Linked DNA regions of Homo sapiens: region 1 is linked to region 2. Evidence: read pairs that join two places in POLR2A ChIA-PET (ENCODE). Cell type or tissue: endothelial cell of umbilical vein. All regions are shown on one strand. Region 1 overlaps FMNL2 (formin like 2). Region 2 overlaps FMNL2 (formin like 2).

What was found. ChIA-PET counts read pairs that join two places held together with the same protein. Peaks named below come from ENCODE experiments on the same cell type or tissue, not always from the same donor. Only the 100,000 strongest peaks of a DNase experiment are listed, where the experiment ranks them.
Region 1: POLR2A ChIA-PET joins it to region 2 with 5 read pairs; 3 of 35 experiments call an interaction of 5 or more read pairs at or near these places.

What each region holds. Positions count from the first base shown.
Region 1 is chr2:152,600,154-152,605,153 of GRCh38, reverse strand. All of the region lies in intron 9 of FMNL2 (formin like 2), which reads right to left. Among named protein-coding and RNA genes, the nearest start is that of PRPF40A, 110 kb to the left of the region's middle. In endothelial cell of umbilical vein, no CTCF peak of the experiment used is centred here; a DNase peak (open chromatin) is centred at 1,993.
Region 2 is chr2:152,396,704-152,401,703 of GRCh38, reverse strand. All of the region lies in intron 1 of FMNL2 (formin like 2), which reads right to left. Among named protein-coding and RNA genes, the nearest start is that of FMNL2, 64 kb to the right of the region's middle. RefSeq lists an enhancer at 1-155. In endothelial cell of umbilical vein, no CTCF peak of the experiment used is centred here; no DNase peak of the experiment used is centred here.

The DNA.
Region 1 (5,000 bases), 200 kb before region 2:
GGGTTACCATGTTCTGCCCCCCTCCTCAGCTGGCCCCCCTAGACAATCTACAGCAAGTTCCTGGAAATGAAAGGTTTGTTGAAGGGGGTGAGGCAGTACAGGCCCAGCTCCCTAGACTATGACATCAGTCACATCTTACGCCCAAAGAGACAAGCATCTCTTGCCTGCAAAAAGGGATCTGTGGGTAAAAAACCCTGAGGTTTTATACGAAAGGTCAGAACTGCAATGTGAATTTTCTTTAGCAGAAACCCCAATACAGGCTGGGCACGGTGGTTCTCGCCTGTAATCCCAGCACTTTGGGAGGACGAGGTGGGCAGATAACATGAGGTCAGGAGTTTGAGACCAGCCTGGCCAACATGGTAAAACCCCGTCTGTACTAAAAATACAAAAATTAGCCAGGAGTGGTGGCATGCACCTGTAATCCCAGCTACTTGGGAGGCTGTGGAAGGAGAATTGCTTGAACCCAGAAGGCAGAGGTTGCAGTGAGCCGAGATCATACCACTGCATTCCAGCCTGGGCGACAAAGTGAGACTCTGTCTCAAAAAAAAAACAGTGTACTTTGGTCTTGTTGTGGGTGATTGGTAGTGGCAGTAACAGAAGAGGAAAAGAGGCCATCCTGAATTCGGGGAGAGCTACCAGCTCTCCTGAGAAGCAGACCGTGATTCATGTTTGGTTGAGGGGCTAGGCACACGCTAAACTAAATGAGGCAACAGCTGTTCGTGAACAGTGACAACAAAAGCAATTCCTAGGGAGGCAAAGCTCTTCGAAGAATGTTAGAAAGCTGAAAAATGCCTTTTGCATAATCTGATGCTCTCAATTTATGAATTAGACCTACACAGAGATTAGACTTCTCTAACCTGATGAAAGGTTGAGAGAGTGGCAGAACCAAGGCTAGAACCAGGTCCCCGATGGCCAGCCTGAGGTTCCTTCTCCCACATAGCCCAGAATGCCCATATAAACATATTCCATTAAAGAAGGTAGTTAAGGCATTCCAGCAGTATCTGAGACACACAGAGATGAAAAACATTATCACTAAAAGACATAGTCATTATACCATGCATACTTTGACATCCCTGCACCAGAAACTTCCATGGAACCTCGAAAAATGATAGATTCCTAGAGTCTATATTGAGACATACTGAATAAGAATCTCCCCAGATGGGCCTAGAAATCTGTGAATACTTGTGGTTGTTGGACCAGCATCTGGGAACCAATGGCTCATATGATATCACACTGGCTGATTAAACCCTCAGTCTTTCTGATTACCAATTATAAACTGATTAACTAGATCATTAAATCTCCAGCTCATTCAACTTCTAACTGAGCAACACAAACACAGTTACTATAATTGGATATCATAGGAATGCCGCAGGAATGGACCCACTGCCCCTGCATAAGTGCAATGAATAATAAGGTAACCCAAAAATAATCAAGGGGTGCATGTTGGGTCTTAGAAAAAAAAGGTTTTGAATGGCTGGAAAAGCACATGTGGACGGCAACAAACTACTCATAGCCTGTTACTTTAAAAGATGGCATCAAATATAGAACAAGCAACACTAGATTTCATGGTGGATAAGGATCCCAAAAAACACATCACTAGCCTGGCAGATAGACCTGAAGTAGATGTTAAGAAGAGCCTTGAATATATGTGTTTCTTTAGAGAGCCCTCATTCTGTCAACAGACAAATCCCTACTGAGAACATGTGCGTTACAAAACAGAGAAATACCTCTAATCTTAAAAAAAAAAAAAAAAACAGACTTAAATATCTTCTTATTTACAGCTGCTATGAACTTGGCGAAAATAACCCAAATGCACAAAATGACATTATGAATACAAATGCCGGCTTTGGGAAACCTTGAAAGCAACAGAGTGACCACTCTCCATGGTAAGGACTAGAAGGACCCCTACTACCACAGCTCCACCAGACCCAAGGCTGCTTTGCTGCCAATCTCAACTAATGAACTCAGGGTTGTGTTTCCTGACACATTCCACAGGCACAGCAAGGATTCCAGAGCCCCACTTTGTTTCTGAGGAAGGAAAGGAAGCATGCAGGCCAGATTCACATTTGTTTCTCCATTACTTTAGCAATCATTAAACAAGTGTACACTACAATCCCACAGGAAACAGGAAGATATGTTTGGGGAAGGTTGGTAAAAGTTGTGTCCCACATCAAAGGAAAGTTGTCTTCGTTCATACTGCTCACATCTGGAGCACCCCCACGCACTGGGTGAAACAGGACCATCATGGTGGAACATGCTCTCTCCTTTGCGGTGGCCTCTTTAGAAAATCGGTGAGGATGAAAGGAACGAGACACTAATTTTCAGTTATTTTCAGAATCCATGCATTGGCCTGCATGGGAATGAACTCGAGCGCTTCATCAAAACGTTTCTAAGAGCCAGGAGCATATTTGCACGTGTACATCATTACACATTCTATATTGATGGGCATCACTTCCATCTGCCCACAAAGGCCAGATAATACACGGTGCAAAAACTTTTTAATAAAAAAGCTATATTCTTGCAGCTGAAACGTGTCATTCTTGACTTTTATATTCACTGGTATATCTCGTTCTCCCACCAGCTTTGATACCAGTTTCCAAATCAATAACATGTACTCTATTAAGTGGGGTGGGGAGAAAGTTTAAGAGCTACAGAAAAACTGAGCCGAGCAGAGCGGCAAGGAGCCCTTCTGTGCACTGGACTGCCCTATCAGGAATTAGACTACTACTGCTAGCAGCTGGGGCTACCAGCAATTAAGTAAACCAGCAGACAAATAAAAGTATATGCCCTGGAAAAGTATGTACCCTACTGAAAACCAAGAGGCATCTTCATTATAAATCATCTATAAACCGGCTGCAAGTGAATAAATTCACGATCCCAGTTAATGTAAAAATGATCAGGCTCCAATCCTGGACCAGAGACTTCAGTCTGCTAACACAGCCACCTATCTGCCCATCCCTGTGGGGTCCTGCCTAATACAACTGCCTCTCTTTGCACCTTCAAGCTCTAAGACTGATGGGGGTAAAGGGCTATAAGGGTAGAAATGGGACTATGTGGCACATTAGACAAGACTGTAAAACCTGGGTTATAAGTCACAGTTCAGCCACTACCCTGTTGTTAGCTTGGACCATTCAGCAAACAACCCTGGACTTCAGTTTTCACATCTATCAAGTTGAGAGCCTTAGGCCAGGTGCAGTGGCTCACACCTGTACTCCCAGCACTTTGGGAGGCCGAGACAGGTGGATCACCTGAGGTCAGGAGTTTGAGACCAGCCTGGCCAACAGGGTGAAACCCCGTTTCTACTAGAAATACAAAAATTAATTGGGCATGGTGGCGGGCGCCTGTAATCCCACGTATTAGGAAGGCTGAGGCAGGAGAATCACTTGAACCTGGGAGGTGAAGGTTCCAGTGAGCCAAGGTCACACCATTGCACTCTAGCCTGGGTGACAGAGTGAGACTCTGTCTCAAAAAAAAAAAAAAAAGAAAGAAAAGAAAAGAAAAGAGAGCCTTAGATAATACTACTGGTTTGCAAGCCATACTTTAAGAAAGCAATCGGCCGGCGCGGTGGCTCATGCCTGTAATCCCAGCACTTTGGGAGGCCAAGGTGGGCGGATTGCCTGAGGTCAGGAGTTCGAGACTAGCCTGGCCAAGGTAGTGAAAACCAGTCTCTACTAAAAATGCAAAAATTAGCTGGGCGTCGTGGCAGGCGCCTGTAATCCCAGCTATTCAGGAGGCTGAGGTAGGAGAATTGCTTGAACCTGGGGGATGGAGGTTGCAGTTAGCCGAGATCGTGCCACTGCACTCCAGCCTGGGTGACAGAGCGAGACTCCATCTCAAAAAAAAAAAAAAAGAAAAAAGAAAAGAAAAGAAAGAAAGCCATCAGGGTTACAGAGGAAATAAAGGAGAAGAAACTATATGGGTTACAGAGCTTTGGGAGTAAGGGGGAATTCCAAGTCAGGGGCTTGGCCGAGAAAGGGAAAGCCTAAGTAAGGTTCTTGAGAATTCTACCCTCACTATCCAGATCTTCTTTCTTATACTTACTTAGTTGTCTGATAAGATTGCTTTTGAGGGGAAAAAAAGGTTTCATTGCAAATAAAAAATTTGAAAAAAATTCTCTCCCTCAGTATTCTTGAACGTCTAAAATTCTCATCTAGCATGGCAATAGAACATGATATGGCCAAGCTGACTGGCATGGAAGCTCCACAGAAACAAATTCAGAGGAATGCACTTGGCTGTGCTGGCCCTGAATACCAAACATAAAGGTCAAACCACTCTCTTGCCCCATCTGGTTCACTCCTGATTGTGAAGCTATGAAATCCCATACCCTGCACAGATAACGTGGGCCACTCCCAGGACAAGCAAGATTCATTTTCATGTAAAGGAGAATTGAAGCAAAAGCAAAACTTCTGCCAAAAAAAAAAAGCTCCAACTATGCTCTCCAACATCTGTGAAAGACATTTGTGAACAGTGTCCCAAACCATTTGGATCAATCTGGGACCCTGGAGGCAAAGGTGGCTATAGTTTAAAGCATCTCAAAGGGTGGGCGGCGGTTAGGGGATGCTTTCCCTAAAGGCTAATAGTGGAGAGGAGATGGTTTTACAAAAACCTTGGGTATTATCTTGCCAGCCAGATGTTGAAGTGAACACACTCCCAGACTTCAGCCACCTCTCTGTCCCTCTTCAAGGTGAGTAACAGTCTCTGGCTTTCCCCAGCAACAGCTCCCAGGGAACCATGCAAAGTCTGTAGCCAAATTGAGGCCTGACTCTTATGAGATGGCTATAAAATATGCTTCTGGGTTAGTTATATAAAAATTAAAGGCCCTTTGCTTAAGTGTTTCCTTCTTGCCTTGTTGCCTGGCGCCTGCCTCAATACTTTCTTTTTCTCCTCTTACAATAGGCCCCTGTGATCTGCAAGGCTCCCTGCAGGAAGGCACCGTTTTAGAGGCACACTCTATTATGACTGATTAGACGACCCTTCTCGGGGCCTGCCTGAGAACAAAA
Region 2 (5,000 bases):
TGGAAAAAAGCCCCAACCTGAATCAACAGCCTCCCCTCCACTGACCTAACAAGCACACCCAAATCCAAGGCCAATCTCTAAATAAAGATTTCAAATGAAACTGTGAATGCCGCTGACATGGTCATGAACTTATTCTTTGATATTTTGCACAGATTAAAGCTTTTTGCCTCCAAGCACTTCTCCTTCCCCTTTCAAGATCAAAAAGGAAGAATTCTTCAAGCATAAATGACAGGTGGGATTTCAATTCAACTCAACTAACTCATGGGCATCTACCAGGTGAAAAGGCAGTGTGCCAGGTATGCAGAAACCACTAGGACTGTGTATGCCTCCTGTGTCACTTCATTTGGAGGGGTGAGATGTCCAACGTGAACTTTTAGGGACCTTTATTAGGACACACATTTATTTTCTTTGACAGGACACATTTAAATTAATAGCTTCTCCTAAAGGCATTGAAGAACTACATAGGGACTTCTGTAAAATAATACTTTTTGAAACTGATAAATTCCCCAAACTTTCAGAGCTAAAATTCCCTCCACTCCATCCCACCCCAGTGTCCATAAATGCAGTCATATCACAGGCCCAGGCCTGTTGAGAGCTACAATGAAATAGTCTTAGCAGTTCACACTTCTCCTAGTACATGAAACTGTTTCACAGGATAATTCCCAACATCTTCCTACATGTAACTTTATTGAGAACTGAGTCACATACTCCTTGCAGCCAAATGAAGGTTCAACCCTTTTGCTGGCATCGCCTGCCTCCAATTCCTCCCTGGCTGTGGTTTGGGCAGGATACACGTGGGAAGAAAAAAGAAAGAAAACTACAAAATCATTACCCCTAAAGCAGTGGGGCTCAACTATGGGTGACTGCCCCCCAGGGCATATTCAGCAGTCTACAGACATTTTTGGTTGACATAATTGGGAAGAGGCAGTGCTACTCAGTGGCCTATAGTGGGCAGGGACCAGGGGTGCCACTCAGCATCCTACAAAGCACAGGACACACCTATGACATAACAGTTATCTGGTCCCAAATGCATAAATAGTGTTAAGGTTAAGAAACCTTGTTCTAAAGCCATAAAGGAAACAAACTGCACAAGAAAACAGGTAGGTAGAAATATACAAGTTATACTGATTCCTCCTCCATACTCTTTGCAGCATCTTCCTTCTGCCCCCTAAAATTTAAGTTTTGCTCATAAGGCCATACCCTCTGCCTGCTTCCCTTGAATCTCTAAAAGAGCATTCTTTATTTTTTTTATTTTTTTTGTTTTTTTGAGACCGAGTCTGGCTCTGTCACCCAGGCCTGGAGTGCAGTGGCGCGATCTCAGCTCACTGCAACCTCCTCCACCTCCTGGATTCAAGCGATTCTTCTGCCTCAGCCCACAGAGTAGCTGGGACTGCAGGCATGTGCCACCACATCCAGCTGCTTTTTGTATTTTTTATTAGAGACGGAGTTTCGCCATGTTGGCCAGGCTAGTCTTAAACCCCGACCTCAAGTGATCCGCCCGCCTCGGCTTCCCAAAGTGCTGGGACCACAGGCATGAGCCACTGCGCCCGGCCCATTCTTTGTTTTTCAACCCACTTTCTATCTGTTGCCATCTCCAATCTCTATCCAAGATGTCTAATTTTATGATTGATCACTTGCTGTGATCAACCTCAAACTCAACTCATCAAAACAAAATGCATCATCAGGGCTTCTAAGCCGACTCCTCTGCTGCCTGTCCTGTTTCAGTAAATGTCACACCACTTTCCCCAGGACCCAGGTTCAAACCCCAAGAGCCACTTTCATTCCACTTCCTCCCCACCTATCTACTCACACAGTTTTGCTCAGCACTCTTCATCCAGTAGCTAGCACTCCACCTGCCACATAGAACTCACCCAAATATCTAATACATATAGAAACACTATTAAAGACATTAAGGTCATCTTTAACTGCTTCCTCACTTCCCAGCCTCTCAATCGAATCGATTGCAAAGCCTTACAAATTCTGCCCCAAGGTGTAAAGGCACCAATACAAGTTCCCTCCCTAAAGTCTAAATAACCTAATCCATCCCCATACAAATGGCAGATCAATCTTCCTCAAGCATAATCCCCATTATGTCACTACTTCACTGCCAACCCCAGAAAAAAAACTGGTCAACAGCCTATCAAATCCTTCCACCTCTACCTTGACACTGGCAGGTAGGTTCCATGGGTCCAACACCCCATCTCAGGTTCCCCACCCAGGCTTTTGTCTCCTACTTCCTTTCAATACTATGAAGAAAATACTTAATAAGCTGCTCCTCACCCACGTCCAGAGGGACCAGCATCTATTAAAAAGGCACAGCAGAGACCATCCGGGGCTCACAAACTTCTCTAGGCTTCCCCCTTTCAACCATCATTTCAAACATCCTCCCTCATCCTGTGCTGCCACCTTCTACTCCTCCACCCTCAGATCCACAACTTTTATTTGGATTAGTCACCTACCTTCTGATTTCACTTCTCTATCAATGTTCAGCCTCCACCACTGCCACGTGGCAACCCTGGGCAGAGGAAGCCTCACTCTCAAACCCGACCTCAGGTCTGGGATCCCAGCACCAGCTCAGGGTCCAGGGGCAGCTTCTGGGATTGTTTATCACACATCCAGTATTCTTCAGAAAGCCAGTGAAGCTGTCTGCTGCTCTGGGGCAGCACCCAAGTGTTCCTGTCTCCGTGGCCACCACATTCTTCTCTCTTTGGCTCCCATGTTTGTCTCTCCACAACACACTCAATTCCTTCTATGCCCAGCTCAAATGACATCCTCTCCCTGAAGCCTGTCCTAATTTTCCTACCCAAACCAAATACAATTGCCTTCTCTTCTCAATCATCTGGTCATGTTCACCCTTTTTAAAAATAAGTACCATGTTATGCCTTGTATTACATGTATCAGTTTCTCTCTTTATGCCTCAGCGAACTGTACCACTTACTAGCTGTGTGGTCTCAGATAAATCAATCCTCTATACTATTTCTTTATCAATAAACTGGAGATAATGGTGCATATCTCATAACTGTGTATAGAAGATAAAGCCAGATAAAATGTACACATGGCTTAAAACAGTGCCTGTGCATGCAAATGCTACCTATCATTCATGTTTTACCTCCCTCAGGACTTAGAAAAGCCTTACATATTAATTGCTCAAAAAATCAGTTGAATGTTAATCATCCAAAAATCATCAGTTTGAATGTTCAGTCATCCAAAATTCCAATTACTAGAGACCTAGCAGAAAAGAAACAAACATTTCTTGAGGACCTACCAAGTATACCAAGCAATATATAAAGCATCTTACATAGGAGAATTTATAATTCTCGCATCTCTTTGAACTAGATATTATTCTTATTTTACAGATGAGGACTTACAAATTAGGTACTTAGCCTTAAGTCGTGTAACTCATCATATAAAAAATCTGTGCTCTTTTCACACAGCCCACTACCTCCATAATATGGAATTTGCCTTATTCACAGGCTAGACAGCAACATAGCCTGGGGGATACAACAAGGAATAATACTTCAGCAAGTTCGCAGGCCAGAGGACAACATGCTGAGGCTTTTATTTTATTTATTTTTTTTCGAGATGGAGTCTCACTCTGTTGCCCAGGCTGGAGTGCAGCGGCTCAATCTCGGCTCACTGCAAAACCTCCACCTCCCAGGTTCAAGCAATTCTCCCGCCTCAGCCTCCCAAGGCTGGGATTACAGGCACCTGCCACCACACCCAGATAGTTTTTGTATTTTTTAGTAGAGATGAGGTTTTGCCATGTTGGCCAGGCTGGTCTTGAACTCCTGACCTCAGGTGATCCGCCTGCCTTGGTCTCCCAAGGTGCTGGGATTACAGGTGTGAGCCACTGCACCCAGCCAAAGCTTTTATTTTTTTTAAACCAGTGACAACGCTGGCTCACAGAGAAGAATGACATACAAATCAGAAGTTTACAGATTCAGTGGTATTGTGTCCACTTATCTTGAAAGACCTGACCCTGATGGATAGAAGGACCAAAAGAAGGAAAGGTCCATGCTTCTGGGTGTGCAAATAAAAGAAAAAAAAAGGAGGAAGAGAGGGAGAAAAGTAAAGTAGAAGGGAGGAGAGAAGGAGAAAGAGGGAAAACTCCAAGCCACCTGTCTTAGCCAGGAAACTCCCTGAGGTTCACAACCTGAAAGTGTCCTATCACTTTCCCCAGCATGTCTCATTTTGTTTATTTTCTTAAAACATACTGGAAAATTTAACTTCTCTCTTTTGACGTTTTTTATTCTGAAAAGTGCATGAAAAATTCCAGCAGGTAATTCTGACATCCAAAAACCTCATTTTTTTTTTTCCCCCTAACTGGCTCAGACAGATAAAAGGAAAGGAACTGAACTATCCGAATAATTTCCCTAAGTCTTCCCCACCTACATTATGCTCATCCAGTTTCCTTGCAAATTACCCAGGTGAACCATCTGTGCTTGGGACTTTTTTAAATTCTTCACATTGAAGTTCTTTCATTTATTAATGGGAAAAAAAAAGATTTCTTCTCAATTTTCCTCCCTGCATATCCCAAGCAAAGCAGGATTTGGTGAACCCTAACATCCTTAGGTAAAGCAACATTAAATCCAAAATACACGTAACCTTAATAGATCTTTTTCCATCAACGAATTTTACAATAATGCTAATTGCAATTTTAAAGGATGACAACATCTTCTGGATGAGCCACAGAAATAACATATTTAGTCTACAAATTCATGGAATAGTGAACAACATGCCAAGTGCATTCCACTTCCATAGTCTTATGATTCTTTAAGCAAGACAGGCATTTAGAGAGCTTTAAAAATAATGATGAGGGGTGAAGGAGCAGAGCAGGGGCATAAGTTTTTTTCTTAATGATGGAATTTAGGTAATGCTCTTTGAATAACTGTTACTCTAAATGGCAAGTGGAAAGTCACATGAGCATGAATTTAAGACAAAAGAACATCTATACAAAAAGTAATTTCCCACTTAATTTAAATTTCCCTTGAGGAGGGGAG